Linked DNA regions of Homo sapiens: region 2 is linked to region 1. The links are chromatin loops, found by intact Hi-C in ENCODE. Cell type or tissue: endothelial cell of umbilical vein. All regions are shown on one strand. Each heading gives the region's core, and the rest is flanking DNA. Links, peaks and the distances in the headings are about the cores only.

Region 1 (9,669 bases), core at 843-8,842:
CAGAACAATGGCTCCAATCATGCCAGGGAGCTCCACAGGCCTCCAGGCTGCCTTCCTTTCAGTGTCTGTTTAGTTCAAGGGCCTCGTCTTGTGTGAGGGGTGTGGGGTGGGCAAAAAGCTGCTGACATGAAAGGCCACAGAGGCACAGACATGGCTGTTATCTCTATTTTACAGATGGTAAAGCTAAGGCTCAGAGATCATATAGCTGAGAATGGACAGAACCAGAAGTCCAGCCCATGTTTGTCTGATTTGAAATCCCAGATCTTAACCATGACCCTCTGTCCATGGTGGACCGTTTGGATACATGGGGCCAGTGCCACAAACCAGGTTCATCGTGTGGACAGGAAGGGCCCTGCCAAACTCAAGGATTGGCTCAAGAAATAAATGGGCTGCACCTCAGAAAGGGGGCCAGGGAAAGTGGGTTTTGGTGGCAGCAGATGACCCCATTCTTTGCCAATATTATCATTGCTGTTTTGCTCTTGAGTTTCAGAAATTCAAGAAATAGTAGACAATGTCTACCACTTGCTGGTGCAATCTTGAGCAATTTACCTACTCTCTGCATGCCTCATTTTTCCTCATCTGTAAAATGGAAATATTAAGAGCCCCTATCTCATAGGGTGGTTGTGAGGATCAAGTGAGTTAATATGTGCAAACACCCAGAACAGTGCCTGGCACTTGGTAAGCACTGTATATTGCTGATGAGATCACCACCATCCCCATCTTCATCCACATTACCATCACCTTGGTCTAACACCTCCCTCATATCTCTCCAGGCATTATCAAGCCCTCTTGCTTATTGCTCCCAGAGCTGTTAATGACACCTTTAATAGAGTCCTCATCACTTTGTATCGATGCACTGAATATGAGAAGGATCATAATTTTCCATCTCTGTATCTCCAGTGCCTTCTACAGTGCCTAGCATATAGTCGGTATGCAATAAATGTGTCGAGTACATGCAACATGGTACTTAATTCTAAAAATATGGCTTTCAGACAAGTCACAAAGCCTATTTTTTTTTTCTTTTTGAGACAGGGTCTCACTCTGTCGCACAGGCTAGAGTACAGTGGCACGATCATAGCTCACTGCAGCCTCAAAGTCCTGGGCTCAATCTATCATCTCGCCTCAGCTCCCTGAGCAGCTGGGACTATAGGAGCATACCACCACACCCACGTTTTTCTTTTTCTTTTTTTAAATAGAGATGAGTTCTCCCTATGGTGCCCAGACTGGTCTTGAACTCCTGGGCTCAAGCTTCGGCCTCCCAAAATTGTGAGCCACCACATTTTGCCAAGGTCATCTGATTTTTATAAGATTTAAAAATATGTCTCCCCAGACATACAGATAAGAAGTACACACGATAATATGTGACAATAAAATTGAAAGGGTTTGAAATTGTCAAGTAGGCCAGGCGTGGTGGTTCATACCTGTAATCCCAGCACTTGGGAGGCCAAAGCAGGAGATCACTTGAGCCCAGGAGTTTGAAATTAGCATGGGAAACATGCTAATTTTTGTATGTTTAGAAACCCTGTTTCTACAAAAAAAAAATTTAAAATTAGCAGGGCATGGTGGTGTGTACCTATAGCCTCAGATACTTGGGAGGCTGAGGTGGGAGGATCTGTTTGAGCCCAGGAGTTCAAGGCTGCAGTGAGCCAGGATCAGGCTACGGCACTCTAGCTTGGGCCACAGAGCAAGACTCTATCTCAAAAATAAATAAACAAATAAATAAGTAAAAATAAATAATAAATTGTGAAGTGTTGAAGACGTAAGAAATTTCCATTGTGATAATCATTGTATCAAATAATACTAACAAACCCCATCTGAGGTCCTGATGACCTAGAGATCCTCTCCCTCTTCAGCATTTAAAGACTCAGAAGTAGATATGGTTCCTGAGAAATAGCCCCATGAATGTTGCCCTAAATAAAACACTTTTCCAGGCTGGAGGCAGTGGCTCATGCCTATAATCCCAGCACTTTGGGAGGCCAAGGCAGGTGGATCGCTTGAGTTCAGGAGTTTGAGACCAGCCTGGGAAACGTGGCAAAACCCTGTCTCTACAAAAAATACAAAAATTAGCCAGGCATGGTAGGAGGATACTTGAGCCCGAAAAGTTGAGGCTGCCATGAACTATGACTGCGCCACTGCACTCCAGTTTAGGCAACAGAGTGACACACTGTCTCAAAAGAAAAAGGAAAACAGCCAGGCACGCAGTGGCTCACGCCTGTAATCCCAGCACTTTGGAAGGCTGAGGCAGGCGGATCACGAGGTCAGGAGATCGAGACCATCCTGGCTAACATGGTGAAACCCCCTCTCTACTAAAAATACAAAAAATTAGCTGGGCGCCGTGGTGGGCGCCTGTGGTCCCAGCTACTCGGGAGGCTGAGGCAGGAGAATGGCGTGAACCTGGGAGGTGGAGCTTGCAGTGAGCCAAGATCACGCCACTGCACTCCAGCCTGGTGACAGAGTGAGACTCTGTCTCAAAAAAAAAAAGGAAAGAAAAAGGAAAGCAACTTTTCTAAGGAATCACCATCATTTGGAATGTTTTAAAATGAGCTTTTCAAAGACAGACTCCACAAATCGATTCATGAACTATTAATTGAGCACCTATGTGTGCCAGGCACAGGATCTACAAATATGAGTTAACATCAGGTGCCTACTTCTAAGGACTCTGCTCTCTAGTAAGGGAAACAGACACCTGATCCAATCATTCTTATACAATATGGAGGGTGATAAATAAAGACATACCCACTGTGTTCAGACTGCAGAGGAGGGACCCAATTCGGAGGTCTGTGGATTTTGAAATGGAAGTAGAGATTGGCCTAGGACAAAGGGTGCATGTTGAAGTTCTTTTCTGGGCAGCTATGGTTCAGAGACACCCAGGATTCCTAAGCACACTGCTGCACATTCTAAGAAGGCACAACTATTGCTATTGCAAGCCATGTTTAAGAGGCCAGCAAGAGGAAGCCTCCTCCTGGGCGTGCACTGGAGCTGCTGGCCTGGGGCGCGTACTCCATCCCAATACCCAGGACATAGGTATCTTTGCTCAAACAAAGCCCGTGCTGTTCCCGGCTGCCACAGGCTTCCCAGCAGCCCCAAAGCCCTCCCCACTGGGTCTATAAATAATAATTGAATGTCGTCCACCTCACCTTGAAAATGCTCACCACTACCCATGCCCTGAGGGAGGAGCATTATCCTGTTGTTTCTGATGATTTCCTTCCTTCAAGCCCAGGCCTGTGCACCCGCTGGTCATTATGGATGTGTGTCTGGTTTTCAAGAGGATGGCTACTCTTTGTATTTAGATCATTATTTTTAAATAAATGAGGTGCTGTGGCAAGTGAAACAATAGTGTCTGTTCTGAATGATAACCCTTCGTTCACCTTGTGTGGCTGGGTATTCCACACTAGGAAGAAATGTGAGGGGACCCATAAAGGGAGCCCTAAGGTTTTGAGCCAAGAGTCACTTCCCTTTTAAGGAAAGACTCTTTCAGTTCGCATGGCTGCTGGGATATGTTTTCCTCTCAGGGCTAGCTGCAGATCCCTATGCAGGTGGGACTTTTTGGAGGTAGCTCCTGTGATAAACTCTCTTCAGGGAATTAATGCATTGTCCCAAATCAGGCTCCTCTGTTTTCAGCTAATCCCCGCAAGTAACCTTCACCTTCTGCCTTGGAGGCCTGAGGGGCTTGAAAGGCCACTCACTCCCTCATCTCCCCCAGCACTTGGCACTGCAGGTCCCAGGAAGGAACTCCAGGAAGAGGCTGGGCTGGGGAAGAGGAGGAAGAGAAGGAAGGCTTGGCAGATCTCTCTGGCACTGGGCCAAACACACTAGATGCAGAGAGTAATAAGCCTCTTTTGTAAATGATGTAGAGCCCAGAAAGAAATTCTGCAGCCTCGAGGTGCTTGTTGAAGTGGAACAGGCAGAGGAAGGAAATACCAGGAGGCAGTAGCTGATAAAATGTAGCTCTGTGGAAGAGTCACCAGATTTGTCAAATGGAAAAAGTGAGAACTTCTAAAAAAAAAAATAGAATTGCAGCTGGGTGTGATGGCTCACGCCTGTAATCTCAGCACTTTGGGAGGATTGGTTGAGGCCAGGCATTCAAGACCAGCCTGGGCAACATAGTGAGATCCTGTCTGTAAAAAATTACAAATAAAAAATTAGCAGGATGTAGTGGTGCACACCTATAGTCCCAGCTACTCAGGAGGCCAAGACAGAAGGATCACTTGAGGCCAGGAGTCTGAGGCTGCAGTGAGCTCTGATCACATCACTGTACTCCAGCCTGTGTGACAGTGCAAGACTCTCTCTTAAAAAAAAAAAATTGTTCTACAATTTTGAACATTTGACCGCACAGGTATTAGTGATTGTTGTAAATAATGGAATTTTAAAATAATAACAACATATTGATTTCTCTCTCATTGTAACATATTTACCATAAAAGTTTCAAAATTATAGAAAAGTATAATGAAAAAATCAAAATCATCAACAATCCAGCCATCCAAGAGCCACCACAGTTAACATTTGGTATATCACCTCCTCGTTCGTTTGAATGAGATTTTTGTACAAAAGTCTTATACTATTGTTGATCATAGTCACATATCTTATCCATCTATCTCACAATATTGATTGATGGCCTACCTTGTGTTACAGATACAAAAATGAACAAAGTTCCTGTCCTCAGGGAGCTGCAATCCTCATGGGAAGATAGAGGATAAATGAATAAACATGAGTGTATGTCATATGCCAGGCAGCGATAAAGAGTATCGAGAAAAATAAGGCAGGGTAAAAGGGCTGGAGCATGGGGTACAGCGGGTCGGGTGAGGCGAGATTACTATCTTTATATGGAGTAGTTAGGGACCATCTTGCTGATAAAGTGAGATGCAAACAGAGACTGAAGAAAGTGAAGGAGCAGCCATGCAGTATCTCAGGGCACTGTTGCAGACAGAGGGGACGAGCAAGAGCAAAGTCCCAGGGCTGTAAAGACTGGACATGTTGGAGAAACATTCAGGAGTCCAGGGTGGCTGGAGTGGAGTGAATAAGGGGCAATGTGGTCGGAAATGGGGTCAGAGTTGGGGACTGGGGAGACTCAGATCATGGAAGGCCTGCAGGCCCCTGAGTATTCTGCTGTGTTCCACTTATTGTTATATTGTGAGCATTTCCCTACTTCAATACATTTTCTTCAACAGCATAAAATTTTAATGGCCGCATGAAATTCCACCATGTGGAATTGTAGCTAGTCATGTACCCGAGAGGAAGAGGAGACCAGAGTTGGTGGACAACTACCAATACTGGTTGTGCTGTGCCCCCTTAAGTAGAAAATGTCACGAGAGGACCAATCACTTAAAAAGCAATATGTCCAATGATACACTTACACAGTTCTGAAATGCTGTTTCTCCTCCTTCACGTCACTATTGCTCTTAAGGTCGTGATGCACCAGCCTATGCAACTGACCATTCCCTTTACTCTTGGGAGGTGCTAGAAGATTCGTAATGACCAAACCAAACTAATAAGAACAGTTACTGATCTTTGTATTTGAAGACAATGCTACTTTTGGTGCATTGCAGGCTGTGGCTTTTAGCCAATACTGAAACATGTGTTCAAGTAAATCCTTTCTATTCAACCAGACTAGACTATCTGCCTCTCTGCCTACTTGAGTACATGCATCTGAACTACATTAGATAAAATCAGCCTGTGGTAGGAATGGCAAGTTGTTCACGGATATCTATTCTCCCTTTCCGTGGAATAATCCATAACTTGGATCATTTACTTGATACTGGCCATCCAGAACAAAACTACACATCTCCCATCTTCCTTTGCAGTGAGGCGTAACCACACAACTAGGTTCTGGCTAACAGGGTGTGAGCAGAAGGGATATGTGCACCTCCAAGATGTGCTCTTACTACAAGGATCATGTCCTTCCCTTCCTCCTCTCCCCCTTCTTTTTGCCTAGAATGTGGATGTGATGGAGCAGTTTGTGGGTAAGGCGACACCCCCCAGGATGGTGAAGCCACAGAGTACAAGAAGCCTAGGTCTCTCACAACTCTAGCAAGCCAAGCCGCAGACTGCCTTGGACTTCAACGTGAAAGAGAAATAAACCTCTATGTTGTATAGGCCAAGTCTCTGTGACATCACCTGGGTGTGGATCTGAATTAACGCCAAGTTTCAGGAACTCAGCCAGGCGCAGTGGCTCCAGGTGTAATCCCAGCACTTTGGGAGGCCAAGGCAGGCAAATCACCTGAGGTCAGGAGTTCGAGACCAGCCTGGCCAACGTGGTGAAATCCCATCTCTACTAAAAATACAAAAATTAGCTGGGCATGGTGGTGAGCGCCTATAATCCCAGCTATTCAGGAGGCTGAGGCAGGAGAATCGCTTGAACCCATGAGGCAGAGGTTACAGTGAGCCAAGATCACACTATTGCACTCCAGCCTGGGCAACAAAGTGAGACTCCGTCTCAAACAAACAAACAAACAAACGAGTTTCAGGAATTCTTTCTGGCCTCCTGCCATGTCAGCAGAGGGCAGTCACATGGGCATCCTGTCTTGCCTGTCCTGTGCACAGCTGCTCCACAGCAGTCGCCACATGCAGCATTGAGGAATTCATTCCTTAGTCCCTCCCAACATCTGCTACTCATTCCCCAAATGTGTGTGAGCACCTGCTCTGTGCCTGGCAGGGGACACAGTCTTTGGGGACCTAACAATGAATAAGGTTTTTTCTGAAGAGTACCAGTCAAGTTATAAAGTTTATAAGCACAAGATGGTGGAGAAATTCAGAGAGCTATGAAATTCTGCTGGAAGGAACTGATGCTAAGCTTGAGATGTAGCCATGTCTCTAAAGGTCTGTGAATGGACACATATAATGCCAGCTCCACAAGAGGTGATGGTGGCTCTGGGAAAGGACTCCTAAGATGATAATGTCTTTTGCAACTTCCTGAATTGCTTTTCATATAAGTTTCTATAAAGTTCAAAAACCCTACCCAAATACAGTGATATAGACTTCGTACTAACATTTTAAAAGGTGATTAAAGCAAAAATGATTTTACTGACTCCCCCAAGTTTTTTACCTGCAATCCCTGTAACCTGAGGTGCCCACATGCCTGGTCGCCATTACTGCTCTTTCATAGAAACAGCTGGATGGTAGATGCAACTGGGTCCAGTCCAGCTTCACCTCCCACAGCCCCTCACCCAACCTCACTCCAATCAAACTCAACTCCTGCCTGTACCCTAAGCATGCCTTGGGCTTTCCAGCCTGTGTGCCTTTCTTTTTTTCTTTTTTCTTTTTTTTGAGATGGAGTCTTGTTTTGCCACCCAGGCTGGAGTGCAGTGGTGCGATCTTGGTTCACTGCAACCTCCACCTCCCGGGCTCAAGTGATTCTCCTGCCTCAGCCTCCCAAGTAGCTGGGACTACAGGCGGATGCCACCACACCCAGCTAATTTTTGTATTTTAGTAGAGACGGGGTTTCACCATGTTGGCCAGGCTGGTCTTGAACTCCTGACCGCAGGTGATCCGCCCGCCTCGGCCTCCCAAAGTACTGGGATTACACGCGTAATTACAGTGCCAGGAGTACTGTGCCCAACCCAGCCTGTGTGCTTTTGTTCAAACAGTTCCTTGCCCCTAGGAAACTCTTCCCCCAGACTGCCTGATGGGCTCTCAAATATCACAAGGACTTTCCTCATCCCCTGAGCAGAACGTGTCCTCACACACACATCCCAAACCCCACAGCTCCTTTTTCTCTCTCAAACTCCTAAGTGACTCTGCCTTACTTCTGACCAGATTGTAAAGTCCCTGGATCAGTGGCTGTGTCCCTGTGCCTTACTCACCTTGGGGTGCCTGCAGCACTTATCACAGAGCTTTGCATATGGGAGGTGCTTAATACTTACTAGATTTGATTAAGTTTAATTATCTCTCCATGGCATGGTCACACAATAAAAGGGCACAACAGGAGGAGCCAGGGCATGGAGATGACTTGCTTACCTTGTCAGTATGGCACTGGTTTTCTTCTATGTAAAATCAAATACTAATGATAATTCCTGCTTTGTAAGGCTTTGGGGAAGAATATTATAAATGCCAGCTCTCCATACAAACTATAATTCACTAACCAGCTGTGTGATCTTGATAAAGTGTCTTAACCTCTATGGGCCTCATTCATCTGGGAGAAAAAAAGAAAAATATTGGGTACTGGAACAGTTGTTAATCCATTTTTTAAAAGTATAATTTTTGACCATAATGAGAATCAACTCCAGGCAGATTAAAGACCCAAATGTAAGAAGCAAAACTTCAAATTCTTGGAAGAAAACAGAAAATATCTTTGTGACCTCAGTAGGCTAAGCTGCAATAACTGAAAGACCCCATAATTCATCAGCTGAAAAAACAAAGGCAGTTACGTCTCCCTCCCAGCTCAGCAAAGGCCTCCGGGCCAGCAGTTGCAGGTAGTGGCAGATCCAGGTGGCTGGCAGCTCTGAGCACCTCAGTGTGAGGTTTCCCAGGCTCTCTGGTTGCTGCCATTTCAGGCCACTGCAGGGAGAAAGAGTGGACATTTAGAAACAGATTTCCTTTGATACAAGTGAGGTAGACTTTGCACGCATTACTTCCAGATGTACTCCACAGGCACAGTCCGCTTCACTCTACTATAAAAGAAAGAAGGGGTGAATTTGACTGGACACCAGTAGTCTCTGCCATAGTAAGCAACCCCTAAAGGAAAAGACTGATATATTTAATTGCATTAACTTTAAAATTCTACTCAACAAAGACAACAAAAAAGTAAAAAGGACAAGCATCAAACAGGAAAAAATGTTGGTAACATATATAACTGACAAAAAGTAGTATCCAGGATCTATGAATAATTCTTTCAAAAGAATAAGAAAAAAATTTGTAATAGAAAAATTTGCAAAATATATAAACAAAAATTGCTCAGAAGAAGAAACCCAAATGGCCAAATGTGAGGGAAAAAAATGCTGAGCCTCATTAATAGGGAAAAGCAAATTAAAACCATAAATAGATACCATTTCATATCCATCAGCTTTGCATGAAATTTTTAGTTTAACATTACTAGAATCAAGAGCAATGGAATTCCATCACTACTGGTAGTTGTATAAATGAGTGCAACCATCTTGGAAAACAAACTGACACGACTGAGTAAAACTGAAGCTGTGCATATCATATGATCCATCCATTCCACATTTAGACCTATACCCTAGAAAAACTCTTGTACCAGGGTACAAGGAGAGCTTACAAGAAAGAACACTTATAGTAATTATTGTGTGTAATTGCAACAACAATTATATGCAACCTGAATGTCCATCAGCTGGAGAATGGATAAACAAATTATTTGTTCATACAATGAAATACTATACAGATGCTTCTCAACTTATGATGGGATTACATCTTGATAAACCCATTACTGGGTTGAAAATATAAGAGTGCATTTTCAACTTACGATATTCTCAATTTGTGATGGGTTTGACTAGATGTAACTTCATCGTAAGTCGAGGAGCATAATGAATGTATATTTTGCCTTCATACCATCCTGAATTAAAATATCCTAAGTCAAACCACTGTAAGTTGGGGACCACTTGTATAGTCATTAAAATAAATGAATTAGCTTGTAGTCCCAGCTACTTGGGAGGCTGACGAAGGAGGATTGCTTGAGCTTAGGAGTTTGAGGCTTCAGTGAGCTATGATTGCACTGCT
Region 2 (9,669 bases), core at 1,011-9,010, 54 kb after region 1:
AAACGTCAGTGACATCAAGAATGAAAAAAAAATGTCAAGAAATGTTCCAGATTAAAGGAAGCTAAAGAGACCTAAAAATAACTGCAATGCATGACCTTGATTGGATCCTGGATCAGAAATTGTTTTAAAATTCTATAAAAAACATTATTGGGACAACTGGGAAATTTCAATGTGTGCCATATATTGGATAACGGCATTCTATCAATCATCAATGTTATATTGTAAGAGATGACAGGAAAATGACTTGCTTTTAGGAGATATATGCTGAAGGGGTAAAGTTTTAGCATGTCTACAACTAACTCTTGTGTATAATTGTGGAAGGTGGGGGAGAGAGTTAAAGCAAATGTAGACTTCTTTAGTTTTTGTTTGTTTGTTTGTTTGTTTTTCTAAGATGCAGTCTCGCTCTGTTGCCCAGGCTGGAGTGCAGTGGCGTGATCTCGGCTCACTGCAACCTCCACCTCCTGGGTTCAAGTGATTCTCTTGCCTCAGCCTCCAGAGTAGCTGGGATTGCAGGCACATACCACCATGCCTGGCTAGTTTTTGTATTTTTAGTAGTGACAGGGTTTCACCATGTTGGCCAGGCTGGTCTCGAACTCCTGACCTCAAGTGATCCACCCACCTTGGCCTCTCAAAGTGCTGGGACCACAGGCGTAAGCCACCATGCCCAGCTTATATGGACTTTTTTGAATTTCTACCTCATAACTGTCCTTAAAAAGAAAAAAGACACTTTGGGAGGCCGAGGCGGGCGGATCACGAGGTCAGGAGATCAAGACCATCCTGGCTAACATGGTGAAACCCCATCTCCACTAAAAATACAAAAAGAAATTAGCTGGGCATGGTGGCAGGTGCCTGTAGTCCCTGCTACTCGGGAGGCTGAGGCAGGAGAATGGCGTGAACCCGGGAGGCAGAGCTTGCAGTGAGCCAAGATCGCGCCACTGCACTCCAGCCTGGGCGACAGAGCGAGACTCCAGTCTCAAAAAAAAAGAGAGAAAAGAAAAATTCTGAATTTTTATTATACTAGCTACAGCAACAACAAACAGAAGCAGTGAAGTTCAAATTCTGAGCCACCAAGCAGAATTTTCAGTATAGTTTCCCTTACCCTTAATTTAATTACAAAACCAACATTCCCAGCAGACAGGGATTTGCTCTTCCCAGGGGCCTCCCCACAGCCAGCCCTGTTGGTCTGCCAAGAGAAGCTGCCAGCTGCCTCCACCCTCTTTGAGCCAATCTGTGCCCCGGGAAAAGCAAGTCACTTGGAGAAGCAGCTTTTCCAGTACAGTTGTATTTTATAAGGTCTACCAGATTTCCATTCCTCCCACCCCATTTATCCTTCACTTTTTTACACACACTTTTTACTATACATAACTGATGATTCAGGGGGTTAATCTGACGTGTGGCAAATCCAGACCCTTGCAGTAATTTATCTCATTGACATAATTATCTGGCTTATGGAACAACCAGTTAGAAATTTTTGTTCCCAAATAGGCAGATCTGGCTTTCTTAACCTCTTTAAGCCTCAGTTTCTCCGTCTCTAGTATGGGGTGGTAATAGTGATACTCACTCCATAGGGCTATTTGCAGAGTTAATAAGATTGTGCATGCACAGTGGCCAGAACATAGAAAGGTACTATTTAAGCACTATTTTAGGACTGACGTAAATGAGAGTGCAATTACCATTTAAAAAAAAATTTTGTTTTGAAGGAATCTGACTCTAATGTATGAAAATCAAAGATCACTTTAAGAACTCACCTTAATCATAGAAAAAGGATTCAGTGAAGACTTTTTTCTGAAAGATTCACTATGAACAAAATCATTGAAAAGTGATACTTTTAAAGGGCAAACTTATTACACAATGACACTTCCAAGATTTATTATTCCTAGTATTTAACTACTTATCTCTTCAATTTTCACACAAAGCTAATCACTAATATTATCGTATTCTAGAAGTAATTATTTTAAAAGCTTTTGCTGTAATAGCTGAAGCCTCTCTGGCTATTCCTGGTACCAAAGAAGGTAAAAGTGTTTATTTTTTTAGGACTGACATGAAAGAGATTGATTTCTGATGCCAAGAAATCACTTAGCATTCATGTGACTTCAACTTCACAGCATCTTGGAATATGTTTATCCTTAATCAAAATTCTTCCTAGAGGCAAAATGCCAACACTTTCACCTCTTTTGTACCTTCCCTCAGAAAACCCGGAGAGAGGTTGGAAACAAGGTCACGACCTAATGCTCCTCAGCCGTGCAGGCCAATGCTTTGTGGCGTCATCAGCTGCCCACCGTGAGCTGGTCACCACTTTGAGTCCAGTTCCCCCTGGCACCTCTTGCCTAGTGGATAATATCATACCTCACTTTCCAGCAGAGAAACCGAGCTGCAGAAGTTGAATGAAGGTCTCTAGGGATGCTCTTGGGTCCATCATTCATTATGTGAAATATGAAAGGTCAGTAACCTATCTACCTACTTTCAAAACAACCTCTTTACCAAATTTCGACTTGATGGTATTTTTTGCAATCAGATCTAAGTCCAGCACAAATGAAAATACAGAAATTTTTATTTTTAAATTGTTATCTAATAGACATTTATTTAGGGGAAGAAAATTTCTATAAGAGTTATTGTGAGCTTAACCATGGAACAGTGGTAGTCACTATTTTAAGCACTTTACAAATATTAACTAATACAATCTTTATAATGATCTTATATTATTATCCCCATTTACAGATGAGGAGATTAAGGCATGTGAAGGGTTAAGTAACTTGCCAGAGATCATGGAAAGAGCCCTAAAACATATTGTTAAGCAAATTGCAGAATAACATATATGACCCCATTTCTTAAAAAAAATTTAATATGGGTGTGTGTGTGTATTGTAAATATATAGAGCTTGAACAGATACAATTCAATCACCATCAGTGATTGCTTCTGGAGAGGGGAGTGGTGGGGTGGAGGAGGTTAAGAGGGCTTTCAAATTTTGCTCTTTTTATTTATCATTTGATTTTTTTTTTTTTTTTTTTTTGGAGACAGGGTCTCACTCTGTTGCCCAGGCTGCAGTACAGCAGTGCAATCGTGGCTCACTGCAATATCCACCTCCCAGGCAGCTCAAGCAATCTTTCCACCTCAGCCTCCTGAGTAGCTGGGACTACAGGTGTGCACCATCACACCCAGCTAATTTTTTGTAGAAACAGGGTTTGGCCATATTGCCCAGGCTGGTCTTGAACTCCTGAGCTCAGGAGATCTGCCTGCCTCAGCCTCCCAAAGTGCTGGGACTACAGGCATGAGCCACTGTTCCCAGCCGGAATATTTCATACTGAGAATATTTCAGGCATTACATGCATAATTTTTACTTTAGAAAACTCAAATAAAGGACCAGTTCTAACAAAACAGCCACAGAAATGAGCTTCCTCTTCCTTTGAAGGCACACAGAACTCTGTGATTTGGTGTTTCAGTAACCTCCATCAAAATGTTCATTCAAACAAGCATTGCTTGCACACCTACCAGGCTAGGGACTGTTGTATATGCCACCTCACTGAATCTTCATAATTCCCCACAAGGGATGGATTCAAAATTTTTTATTTCAAATTTTAGAAGAGTATTTTGGGGTATGTGGGTTATAAAAATGGAATAATTTACGTAGCACTTTCTGTAGCACTTTTCTCTTATACATCTATTAACATTTCTTTCTTCCTCTTAAGAATATGGTGAGGTAGGAAGCTCAAGAGATTATTACTCCCAGTTTATACATGTGGGAACTAAAGCTAAAAAGAATAAATAACTCACCCAAAATCACAAGCAAATTAGGAATGCAAACTAGAAATGAGAACCAAGTCTCCTGATCCCCTAATGTTCTTGCCAGCAGAGCTCGGCTCAACCAGCCCAATCATTCCTGTCATCTTCATGCCAACAGCTGATCACAAAGTGACTGACTGTTAGGCCCCTGTAGTGGTCATCTCGTCCAGTGACCCTCATTCCTGGCTACACACTGGAATCCCCTAGAGAGCTTTTAAAATTTATCAATGCCTGGGTCTCATCCCAGAATAATTAAATCAGAATCCATATGGGTAGGATTCAGACACCTGTATTTGCTAAAAGCTCTCCAGTGATTCTAATTTATAGGCAAAGTTGAGAACCAGCATATCAGCTTTCAGGATAGCAAATAGGTGTCATTTCAGATGCTAACTCCAATTAACAGAATAGAAAGAGAAGGCCATCTAAGAAGGACCAGGAGCTGCCATGTGGGCTCAGAGGGCAGTGAACATTGTTGCCTCAGGAACTGGAGGGACGGGTGGCACAGGAGCTGTGTGCCAGCCAATCCTGATCTAATCCAACTCCCTCACTTTAAAGACAAGGAACCCAAGGCCAGAGAGTTTATGTGATTTACCATGGTAACAAAACAAGCTAGTGGCAGATCAAAGTCTAAACCAGGTCTCCTAAGGTCTAGATCAGTCCTCCATTTGTTTATATAACTGAGTGGCTCCCAACCCGATTCACGACCCCCGGGAAGACGTAAGATCACCCTGTGATTGACCTGCTCTTGCCACCACGCACCGGCAGATTCAGAGGCCTACACCCAGCGCCACTCACATCGCCAAAACAGGCGCCACTCACAGCAGCCCAGCGGCCACTGGGCGTTTCCAATACCAACTGCTCTCCCCTCCTGCCACCATTTGGGTTGTCCTTAAAAGTCAGAGAAACAGCTATTGCTGGGCCTGGAGTTGGGAGCTGTGGCCACAGCTTCCATTTATTACTAAACCATGGGAGAGGCTCCCAGGAATGTGCCTGGCAATGGGCGCCAGGCTGCCTCCCGCCATGCCCCAGGCACATCACTCTGGCATCTAAATCGCTGCCTGTCCTAGAAGCCTGTAGGGGTGACTCACGTGTGTCTGTGTGTATGTGTGTGTGTGTGTGTGTGTGACTCAAGGGTCTGTCATAAAGGCCCCATGAGTCACCCACTTCCTGACCAACACATTATGAAGACAGCTTCAGAATGCACAAAAGCACAGGAAAAGAGCCTGTTGGCCAGGAATGGGTTTTGTGTTTTCAGGAAACTGGTTACTTTTAATATAAATACACATACACAGAGAGCACCCAAGATAAAAGTCAACAAGCTTAGTGTCTCCTCATTGAGACAATGCTCTGTTCATAATGGTTTCTGAAAAATTTTTATTATGGCAAAATATACACAACATACAATTTACTATTTTAACCGTTTTTAAGTGTATAGTTCAGCAACATTAAGTCCATTCACACTGCTGTGCAAACATCGCCACTATCCCTCTTCAGAAATTTTTCATCTTCCCAAACTCAAAGTTCATATTCATTAAACAATAGCTCTCCATTCCCCTCTCCCCCAGCCCCTGGTAACCACTATTCTCTGTTTCTTTGCATTTGACTGCTGTATCTATCTGTAATGTTTTATTTCATTAATCTTTTAGGGTTTTAAAAATTGCATTGTTACCTCTTTTTCTAAGGACAAACACGGATAATCCTTTGGCTTCTTGTACCTTTCTTTTAGAATTCCCTAAATGTAAATAGAAAGGACTCTCTGGAGTTTTTATTCTCACGGGGTGGCTATAGATGGAGAAGCAGAGATGACCAGGGGCTGTTTCAATTGAGCAAAGAAGTTTGCCTTGGAGCACCAAACCCAACACACCTTGGTTGCTCACACAAAGAGGTCCCGTTTGCCACAATCCAGTGCTCTCCCCGGGTGGGTAGTGGTGGCTGTGAAAGGCAGCCCGCTTATGAGCCAAACTGTGCATCTGGGGTTCCCGCCCTCAGCAGCTTTCCTGGGAAACCAATGAAAGAGGAGAGAGGAGAACGCTGGGCTCTGGGAACTGGCGTAGTTGGCCGGCATTTCTGCGGTTGTTCATACCGTGCCTCCAAGTGCATGCGCAGACCAGCTCCAGCTCTGGGCGCCTCTGCAGGAAGCGGGAGGCTGGCGGCCCATGAGGACTGCAGCTGCTTGCACTCACTGTCCCCACGGGTGACCTCACAAAGCACACTTCCTTTGCCTGCCCACTGCTCTCAGAGGCAGTGTGGACAACCCCTCAGTGTATAGGCTTGAGAGAATCAGAAAGAGGTCCACTGCTGAGCAGCACTGTTGGGAACTTAGCCTAAGCAAAGTGCTTAGCCTGGGGTCCATGGACGCCCCACCCAATGGCAACCATGACCACAGAAAGCCAACAGTCTCGGGATTAGTGAATATTCTGAGCTCAGACTATGAATCCACTGACCTAGGTGTTTAATGAATATGAAGATATAAATGGAGTGAGCCCTTCCTTCAGAGCGCTCACAGCCTGGTTAGGAAGCTAGGACTCAGAGCCTAGGTCTCCAGCTAGGTGAAACTGTGCCGGATACCGTGTTCATACACTGTGTTCATACGTGGTGAAGAAGGTGCTAGCAGAGTTGGCTAGCTTCAGGAGGAAGCTGAGTCCTGAGACTCTCAGGGGCAGATTCCTTTATAAAGGTGCGACCTTTTTGGAGTACAGTTGTACATCTGAGAGGTTTTTAAAATTTTTGATTTTTGATCTCTTTGAAACAGGCCTCAACCATATGTTCCCAAGCCCCTGGGTTGCTGACTGGCAAGAGGAGAGAAGCCACTCCACCAAGCTGAAACAGTACCTGTCCCTCACGGTGGGGAGCTGAGGCAGCCCAGCAACCAGTCAATTTTTGCAGGACCAGAAGCACCATTAGAGGCCTTGCTTGCTGATTCATTTCCATACCTCGTTGATCTCCACCCACAGAACAATATGTAGAAGCATTTTCAAACAGTTCGCACCAAATGCCCTCACTAACATTCCAAAGCAGCTACAGAGGAAATTAATGGTTTCCTTCAGAGGCTTTTATTTATACAAATGCAAAAACTCCTATTTATACCTTCCCAGATTTGTAGACCTCTTGCTGTTGTTTTTTCCTCCTGTTGCTTGGAGTAAAGAAGTGGGAATGATGCAAAAATGAAACCACTTTAGTAATACAGGAGAGTGACCGTTTGGTGTCAAATTGTGGACTATGGTGAGTACATGCATGGAGTCAGGAGACACAGAACAGCCAGTGACCCTGTAGTGCAAACATGATCAAGTCCCACACACCTTTCCCATCTATAAACCTTTGAATGCCTTCCCATTGCTCTAGGAAAAAGACGAAATTCTTAATGGGGCTTGCCTTTCTCTCTCTGGTGCTTGCCTGTCTCTCTCTGGTGCTTGCCTGTCTGTCTCTGGTGCTTCTCTAGCCTCATTTTGCAGCCACTTTGCCCCCTCTACAGTCACGCCCCCTTTGTCTTTCAGTTCCGTGATTGTATCATGTTCCCTCCAGTCTCAGCACCTTTACGCGCATGCATTCCTCCTGCCTAGAATATCGTTCCTGCTCAGCCCTTCATCTAGTTTAACCCCTAATACTCTTCAACCCCCAACACGAATATTATTTGCTCAAAGCAACAGTCCGGGTCTTTCTGTCTCCCTGCCATTCTCTTCTAGCCTCATTACTCCCCTGTTTATTCATGTGCTGAATGAGGCTAACACCTCTCCTGTCACTCTCTAGATTTTCTGCAAATATTAAATGAGGTATATGGGATGGCAGATGCAGAATGTATGTCTATTCCAACTTTCTAGTGTACCTTCCTGTACCGAAGAGACTAGTAAGCTAAAACCTAGTTTCCATACTCCCTTGCAACTACGTCTCCTAGGTGGTTTGGGTTCTACCAATCAAATATCCTTGAACAGGGCTGAAATGTAGATAGCTGAGAAGGGAGAGGGGCAGGGATGAAGTATGCATTCTGCTAGTATAGATCAGAGCTACAGTCACATGGCTATGGAGCCAACAGCACTGATCTCCAACTCAAAACAAAGGTAATGCATTCTTGGACCCAACATTTCTGGCAGTGGCTTCCTGATTGTGGCATAGGCAGATGCTGTAATGGCAGGCCAGTTCTGGAACACAGCTGTGGGAATCATCCTGGAGGTCCATGCTGAAGCCTCCTCCAGCCCTTCCAGCCATGTTGTAAGTACCTAATTCCTTATATCAGTCCTTTTCTGCTTAAACTACTTAAGTGATCTCCATTATCTGCACTTAACACTGCCCAGTAAATATGAGAAAGTGCTTCCAGAACCACAAACTGCTATGGAAATGTGACTTATGGTTACTCATCAGGGGCCCAGAGCTTCCAGCCAAGGAGGGGCCATGAAAAGAATCATCAGTCATGGAGTTTCAGGAAGAGCAGGCAAGTGGCCACACTCTAAGAACAGTCTCCCCAGAGTCAACAGCTTTTTGTTGTTGTTGTTGTTGTTGTTGTTGAGACAGAGTCTCACTCTGTCACCAGGCTGCAGTGCAGTGGCATGATCTCAGCTCACTGCAGCCTCCACCTCCCAGGTTCAAGCAATTCTCCTGCCTCAGCCTCCTGAGTATTTGGGACTACAGGTGTGTGCCACCACATGTGGCTAATTTTTTTGTATTTTTAGTAGAGACGGGGTTTCACCATGTTGGCCAGGATGGTCTTGATCTCCTGACCTCATGATCCGCCCACCTCAGCCTCCCAAACTGCTGAGATTACAGGCACGAGCCACTGCGCCCGGCCAACAGACATTTTTAAAAGAAAAGCTTTTGATAAATTAAATTTAACAGTTTTTGGAAGCAAAGAATGATTCATGAATTGGGCAGCACTTAACTAGAAGAGATTCAGAGAAATTCACTCTGCAGTGTGGGCAGTATTTATAAACAGAACAGGAAGTAAAGGACAGAAAGAGCTTTATTGGTTACATCTCAGCATTTGTCTTGTTTGGACATGGTCTGATCAATCAGCTTCCTGTGATTGGCTAAAGCATGGCTGCTTGTGATTGGCTGAGACTCCACTGTTATGCTCCTATTAGACTTCCAATTTGTTTACTTACTAAACTAGGTTGCAGTTTGTTAATTAAAGACTCAAAGTACAGACTCAGCCTCAAGCCAATAGCCTCCTGCTTATTTCATTTAATACCATTTTAATCCAGAATCTGCACTTGAAAACATGTGTCTCAGTATCATTTTAGAATGCAGCTCGCCTTCTATATCCTTGGTTTTCCCTACTTGGAAAACACACACAGCCTGGAGTTTGCCATCTGTGGCATTTGAGGAGGGTTTTCTAGAGTTAAGCATCCCCTAATACATATCCAGGAAGGGCTGAGACATTCCTTTATCAGGTAGGAATCTCATGAGTCATTCCAAATGGCCTGTAGGTACCTTTCTCACTTTGACAAGTATATCCTGTATCCTGGATAGTTGCTCATTCTGCAGTCATTCTCAACTCCAGGATGGAGTGAGAGAAAGGATGCAGGCTTTTGTTGTTGCTCACTCCCCTGACATTTTTCACTGCTCAGGGCAGACCATCTCAGCACCCACTAAAGCTAGAGCCGGCTGAGGCTATTGGGGTGAGTCCCAACAGGATGACAGCATGGAGGTCTTGCTTCTTCAGCACATTTTTTTCTCCAGCTGTCTACAAACTCTGGCTCAGCTAGCTACAAAGAGCTCAGCTGGAATGCCCCGGGTGTGGCATCCATGAGCTTGAATGGAAAACCTGAAGCTCCGAGGAAGTGGGGGTGAGACCCAACAAACATCACCTAAAGCAGCCTTGGGGCCTCTGATTATTTCCTGGCTCATTTTACCATCCCTTAAAGGCCTGTGGTGATCATCTGCCAGGAGGAAAGAGTG

What was found. Peaks named below come from ENCODE experiments on the same cell type or tissue, not always from the same donor. Only the 100,000 strongest peaks of a DNase experiment are listed, where the experiment ranks them.
Region 2: a loop joins it to region 1, with 9 times the contacts of the local background. A loop is called at or near these places in 3 of 110 quality-filtered maps.

What each region holds. Positions count from the first base shown.
Region 1 is chr2:172,302,167-172,311,835 of GRCh38, reverse strand. The region is part of intron 3 of LOC107985960 (a long non-coding RNA gene); the gene reads right to left. Among named protein-coding and RNA genes, the nearest start is that of ITGA6, 120 kb to the left of the region's middle. In endothelial cell of umbilical vein, for the core only: no CTCF peak of the experiment used is centred there; DNase peaks (open chromatin) are centred at 3,375 and 3,895; H3K27ac peaks cover 1,574 bases.
Region 2 is chr2:172,248,609-172,258,277 of GRCh38, reverse strand. It overlaps LOC107985960 (a long non-coding RNA gene), which reads right to left and starts at 7,852. Exons shown (of 6, transcript XR_001739773.3): 1 at 5,645-7,852. RefSeq lists an enhancer at 4,188-5,387. In endothelial cell of umbilical vein, for the core only: no CTCF peak of the experiment used is centred there; DNase peaks (open chromatin) are centred at 4,927, 6,817 and 8,127; H3K27ac peaks cover 5,178 bases.